2 separate regions of the Homo sapiens genome follow, and region 1 is linked to region 2. Evidence: chromatin contacts called from ENCODE Hi-C or POLR2A ChIA-PET data. All regions are on one chromosome and are shown on one strand. Each heading gives the region's core, a stretch centred on a gene start or an enhancer-like site at or near the end of the contact. The rest is flanking DNA. Distances are from core to core; before and after follow the strand shown. Region 1 overlaps VPS35L (VPS35 endosomal protein sorting factor like). Region 2 holds the start of IQCK-AS1 (IQCK antisense RNA 1).

Region 1 (3,257 bases), core at 107-2,606, 99 kb after region 2:
GGAAGCTTCTTTGCCTGGCTGTCTCCTGAACCCCAAACTCAAACCCCTTCCACATTTATTAAGCCCCAACTGTGAACAGGGTACTGTCATGGGCAGGTAGACAAACAGATGAAAAAAAAGTGAGAGAAAGCGTTGACAACATAAACTGTGGCAATGAGACCAACATAATCATACTAATTAACAACTATTTTTTTTTCTGGTTTTTTTTTTTTTTTTTCCAGACAGGGTCTTGCTCTGTCGCACAGGCTGAAGTGCAACGGTGTGATCTCGACTCACTGCAGCCTCTGCCTCCTGGGCTCCAGCCATCCTCCTACCTCAGCCTCCCCAGTAACTGGGACTACAGGAGTGCACCATCATCCCTGGCTAATTTTTGTATTTTTTGTAGAGATGGGGTTTCACCGTGTTGCCCAAGCTGGTCCCAAACTCCTGAGCTCAAGCGATCTGCCTGACTCGGCCTCCTAAAGTTCTGGGATTACAGGCGTGAGCCACCGCATTGGGCCAACACTTATTTTCTAAGCCTGTTACGTATTTTGGTCTATGAATCCACTTATCTCAATTGTTTTGGGGAGAGACATTAAATATGGGGCTTGAGGAAAAGCCACCTGATGTCCGTTCTGATAGAGAAACCTTCCAGAAAGGGTCAGAGCCTGCAGGGTCTTCTATCTTGTGACCACTAGTAAGACATGGCCCAACCAGGTACGGTAGCTCACGCCTGTAATCTCAGCACTTTGGGAGGCCAGTGGGTCGATCACTTGAGGTCAGGAGTTTGAGACCAGCCTGGCCAATATGGTGAAACCCTGTCTGTACTAAAAATACAAAAATTAGCTGGGCATGGTGGCACATGCCTGTAATTCCAGCTACTCGGGAGGCTGAGGCAGGAGAATCACTTGAACCCGTCGGTCAGAGGTTGCAGTGAGCCGAGCCTGGGCAACAGAGCAATGCTCTGTCTCAAAAAAAAAGAAAGAAAGAAAGAAAGGAAGAAAGGAAGAAAGGAAGAAAGGAAGAAAGGAAGAAAGGAAGAAAGAAAGAAAGAAAGAAAGAAAGAAAGAAAGAAAGAAAGAAAGAAAGAAAGAAAGAAAAACATGGCCCTACTTATGGAACCCACAGGATCTCCTAGGCCCTATCTTTAAGCAGTTCATTTCCTTAGTCCTCCGGCAGTCCCACAGTGAAGTAAGTATATCATGAAACAAGGTTCTCAGTGGGAATGCAAATTCTGCTCAGAGCAACTTGAAAGACCATTTTTTTCTATTTATGTGTTTGTTACTGACTGGCCCAGAGAATGTGCCTATTATTATGCCTCATTAAAAAGAGAGCAGCTTTGTCCCCAGAACTTGGCTCCTCTCACCCACCCCGCCCAGTTTCCACTCTAAAGGACGGAGCTAAAATAAACAGTTATTTAAAGGTTGGGGCATGCAGGGTTCCAAAGCAGATTTTTAGTTCTATCCTCAGAAGACTTGCCCCATATAGAAAATATTGTCTGGAGACTTCTCAATCTTATCTTAAGTAATTAGAAATCAAATCCTACCCCATGTGACAGCAGTTTATCCTTATAGTTTAAAGTTCAGAATAATCATGTCAACTTCATGTAACACTTTGTTTTGTAGCTATTAAGAGCTATGGAAGCTCATTTAAGATATAACGGATTTTTTTTTAAAGACCTACAGAAAAAGGAGAACTCAGATTCCCAGTAGTAAAGAATATTGTCCCCTCTTTGAGTAATACCCCACAAGCACAGGCAACCAAAGCAAAAATGGACAAATGGGATCACATCAACTTAAAAAGCTCCGCACAGCAAAGGAAACAATCAACAAAGTGAAACGAGAACCCACAGAATGGGAGAAAATATTTGCAAACTACCCATCTGATAAAGGATTAATAACCAGAACATAAGGAGCTCAAACAACTCTATAGGAAAAAAAATCTAATAATCAGATTTTAAAAATGGGCAAAAGATTTCAATAGATGTTTCTCAAAAAAAAAAATACAAATGGCAAACAAGCATATGAAAAGGTGCTCAACATCATTGATCAGAGAAATGCAAATGAAAACTATAATGAGATATCATCGAACCCCAGTTAAAATGGCTTTTATCCAAAAGACAGGCAACGACAAATGCTGGTGAGAATGTGGAGAAAAGGGGAACCCTCACACACTGCTGGTGCAAATGTTAAATTAGTACAACTACTACGGAGAACAATTCGGAGGTTTCTGAAAAAGCTAAAAATAGAGCTACCATAGGATCCAGCAATCCCACCACTGGATTTACCCCCAAAAGAAAGGAAATCAGTATATCGAAGAGATATCTGCACTCCTGTTTGTTTTAGCACTGTTCACAATAGCCAAGATTTGGAAGCAATCTAAGTGTCCGTCAACAGACAAACGGATAAAGAAAATGTGGTACATATACACAATGGAGTACTATGCAGCCATAAAAAAGGAGATTCTGTCATTTGCAACAACATGGGTGAAACTGGAGGGCATTATGTTAAGTGAATTAAGCCAGGCACAGGAAGGCAAACTTTGCATGTTCTCACTTATTTGTGGGAGCTAAAAACAAAAACAATTGAACCCATGGAGACAGAGAGTAGAAGGATAGTTACCAGAGGCTGGGAAGGGTAATGGTGGGGCATGGTGGGGAGTGGGAATGGTTACTGCGTACAAAATAAAAATAGAAAGAATGAATAAGACCTAGTATTTGATAGCACAACACAGTGACTCTAGTCAATAATTTAATTGTACATTTAAAAATAACTGAAAGAATATAACTGAATTGTTTGTAGCACACAGGATAAATGCTTGAGGGGATGGATACACCATTCTCTAGGATGTAATTATTATACACTGCCTGCCTGAATCAAAACATCTCATGTACCTTGTAAATATATACACTTACTAAGTACCCACAAAAATTTTTTTAGAAAAGGAAAAAATATATATTGTCCTGGTTCCACTAGAGGAAGGGGAAAAGCAGCAAGTACACGGACTAGGCTTCCTTCATCCAAGTCCTCTGGGGTTCATGGGACATTCATGTTTTTTTGTTTTTTTTTTTTTTTAGATGAACTCTTGCTCTGTTGCCCAGGCTGGAATGCGGTGATGTGATCTCAGCTCACTGCAGCCTCCGCCTCCCGGGTTCAAGCGATTCTCCTGCCTCAGCCTCCCGAGTAGCTAAGACTACAGGCACATGCCACCGTGCCAGGCTAATTTTTGTATTTTTAGTAGAGATGGGGTTTCACCATGTTGGGCAAGCTGGTCTTAAC
Region 2 (3,347 bases), core at 509-3,008:
ACAGGAGTGCTGGGAAGGGAAGAAGGGGGTAGGGGAAGTGCTCCGTAGAGGAGGGCGTGGTCCCTGGCTAGGGCTTCACCCCCAGGGACCTAGATGAGAACAGCCATTTCCTGCCAAATGTTGCATTTCCCAAGACCACCCTGGCTTGCCACACCCCCCGTCCTGGGCATATAAAAGCCCGAGACCCTAGCGGGCAGACACCCAGGCAGCCAAACGTCGAGAGGAGCACTTCAGCGGAAAAAGATACAAGCAGCTGCTCACGGAGAGGATGTTGAGAGGAGCACACCAGCAGAAGAGCACACGGCAGGCACAGGCACCTGGCAGGACGAGGCTGAGTTTGGCCAGGGCAGTTAGTCGGAGGAAAGCTGTGGCCGCTGAGCAGCCCAACTCCATGGGAAAAACCATGGTGCCCTTCTGGCTCCTCCATCGGCTGAGAGCTACTTCCACTCAATAAAACTTTGCACTCATTCTCCAAGCCCACGTGTGATCTGATTTCTCTGGTACACAAAGGCAAGAACCTGGGATACAGAAATCCCTCTGTCCTCGCAACAAGGTAGAGGGTGAATTGAGCTGGTTAACACAAACCGCCTATAGATGGCAAACTAAGAGAGCACCTGGTAACATATGCCCACTGGGGCTTCAGCTGTAAATTCACCTATAGACACCGCCATCGGGTGGGAGCCCGACAACCTGCCTGCCTGTATGCTCCCCTAGAGGTTTGAGCAGCAGGGCACTGAAAAAGCGAGCCACATCCCCCTGTTGCATGCCCTGCGAGGGGGACAAGGTAATTTTTCCCGTTTCACCTTCTTGGCTCACTGCAACCTCTGCCTCCTGGATTCAAGCAGTTCTCCTGCCTCAGCCTCCCAAGTAGCTGAGATTACAGGCATGTGCCACCACACCTGGCAAATTTTTGTATTTTTAGCGGAGATGGGGTTTTACTGCATTGGCCAGGCTAGTCTCGAACTCCTGACCTCAAGTGACCTACCCACCTCGGCCTCCCAAAGTGCTGCTTTAAAGTTTTGAAACTACTGGACTAAATCAGAGGTTCTCAACCAGAGGCAGTTTTGCCTCATTCCCCTTGGGGACATACGCTAGTGTCTGGAGATATTCTTGATTGTCACAACTGTAGGAGGGTGCTACTGGCATCTAGTGAGTGGAGGCCAGAGATGCTGCAAAACATCCTACAATGCACAGGTCAGCTCCTTACAGCAAAGAATTATCCAGTCCTAAATGTCAATAGTGCCAAGGTTGAGACAACCTGGATTGGATATTTCCCGGCTCCCACCCTTGTTCTCCTTAAGAACTTTGGTTCCTGCTTGCTTCTCTGACTATTCCTACTTGAGACAAGAAGAATGCAGCATTTGAGTTCTTGCCTTGGACCAAATCTGGGCACCAACCAGCTTGGCCGCTGCCCCAGCTGGGCTGGCTCCAGGCCCACCAGGAAGGGCACGTGGATGGTCTCATGCTTCCCCACTTCCCTTTAATGCTTTGTTAACATTTGAATTACAACACTCACTACAGAAACTACAGCAAGTTGTAAACATGTCCCCCCACCCCAAGGGGCCAGGGCCATACTTTATTCATCTCTGTTTTTTCCACAGCACCAAGCTCTGTGCAGTTGAACTGGGTAGGTGTTCGATAGACATTCATTGCATCAAATAGATTAATATCACTTTAATTTTTATCATGCATCTGGGCATCTCTTTGAAAGGTCATGGATGTAGAGAATATAAATGCCCGTTAAAGCAAGAGCTCTTGTGTTTCTGTTCCTGTGGAGTGCAGCTGAAATGACCGCTACTGCTCCTTCACAGTATATTTACATGAGCTTCCTGTGGACATCAGCACCATTTAAAATTAAGGTATTTGTATAATAAATAAAGCTAAGAGGATTCTTATTAGAGAAGTTATCTTATTTTTAAGGTTATTTTTCATTGGTTATTACAAATGGAAAATTTTTTTTCAAGGCAAAGCAGCAACTTGGAGAATGATACTCAAAGAAGCTTGTCTTAGAAAAATATATGTAAATCAATAAATTTTGGGCTATACATTTCATAGCGGATAAAATCAGGCACAGGTTTGAAAGCTAAATAAGAAACAAGGTTTTCCTATGTTTCTCTCCTTTCAATGTGTAATCTTAGATTTAAAAAAAAACTGGTTAATATCTGGGGTTTTTAAAATTCTCAAAATTGCCAGAGTCAGCCAAGGGTCTATTCATCTTGGTATTCTCAAAGAGGGAAGATTTAAGCAAAATATGTGACAACTGAGAGCCGAGAGTCTAAATTTTTTTTTTGAGACAGAGTCTCACTCTGTCCCCGAGGCTGGAGTACAGTGGTGCGATCTCGGCTCACTGCAACCTCTACCACCCGGGTTCAAGCGATACTCCTGCCTCAGCCTCCTGAGTAGCTGGGATTACAGGCACGTGCCACCGTGCCCAGCTAATTTTTTTATTTTTAGTAGAGACGGGGTTTTGCCATGTTGGCCAGGCTGGTCTCGAACTCCTGACCTCAAGTGATCTGCCCACCTCGGCCTCCCAAAGTATTGGGATTACAGGCATAAGCCACCATGCCCGGCCAGATATAAACTGATTTTTTTTTTTTTTTTTTTTTGAGATGGAGTCTCACTCTGTCGCCCAGGCTGGAGTGCAGTGGAGCCATCTGGGCTCACTGCCAGCTCCGCCTCCAGGGTTCACGCCATTCTCCTGCCTCAGCCTCCCGAGTTGCTGGGACTACAGGCGCCCGCCACTATGCCTGGCTAATTTTTTGTATTTTTAGTAGAGACGGGGTTTCACTGTGTTAGCCAGGATGGTCTCGATCTCCTGACCTCGTGATCCGCCGGGCACGGTGGCTCACGCCTGTAATCCCAGCACTTTGGGAGGCTGAGGTGGGCGGATCACGAGGTCAGGAGATCGAGACCATCCCGGCCAACACGGTGAAACCCCGTCTCTAATAAAAATACAAAAAAAAAAAAAAAATTAGCCAGGTGTGGTGGCAGGCACCTGTAGTCCCAGCTACTCAGGAGGCTGAGACAGAGAATGGCATGAACCCGGGAGGTGGAGCTTGCAGTAAGCCAAGATCGCGTCACTGCACTCCAGCCTGGGTGACAGAGCAAGACTCCGTCTCAAAAAAAAAAAAAAAAGAAATTAAAGGAATAAAATAATGGCTACTCCATAGACAGAGCAGCATAAACTGATTTTATATAGCTAAATAACTAAGAGGTCTGGAAGGCTGCACTGTAGACTGAAGTGATTACTTCAATGTGGGGAGGACACCCATATTAGAATGGTCAAATAGTTTTAATTTTATCTGTCATGTTCTTTATTATATTAAAAATGGAGAATTGATGCAGGT

The links. Hi-C counts contacts between places; a loop is a spot of excess contacts on that map. ChIA-PET counts read pairs that join two places held with the same protein, here RNA polymerase II (POLR2A). Pooled maps may share reads with other maps.
Region 1: a loop to region 2 is called in a map of posterior cingulate gyrus, with 2.7 times the contacts of the local background. The contact joins the enhancer-like site here to the promoter of IQCK-AS1 in region 2. A Hi-C loop is called at or near these places in 2 of 168 maps with a recorded cell type or tissue (both posterior cingulate gyrus) and 2 of 50 pooled maps. POLR2A ChIA-PET finds 5 or more read pairs at or near these places in 2 of 52 experiments (Panc1 and T-cell).

Annotation. Positions count from the first base shown.
Region 1 is chr16:19,664,695-19,667,951 of GRCh38, reverse strand. All of the region lies in intron 26 of VPS35L (VPS35 endosomal protein sorting factor like), which reads right to left. Among named protein-coding and RNA genes, the nearest start is that of KNOP1, 52 kb to the left of the region's middle. Within about 2 kb of position 1,356, at least 5 of the 41 ENCODE cell types and tissues checked have a DNase peak (open chromatin) inside an H3K27ac peak, as active enhancers do.
Region 2 is chr16:19,764,481-19,767,827 of GRCh38, reverse strand. It overlaps IQCK-AS1 (IQCK antisense RNA 1), which reads left to right and starts at 1,758. Exons shown (of 4, transcript NR_188663.1): 1 at 1,758-1,859. The region is part of intron 6 of IQCK (IQ motif containing K); the gene reads right to left. RefSeq lists enhancers at 1-239, 240-740.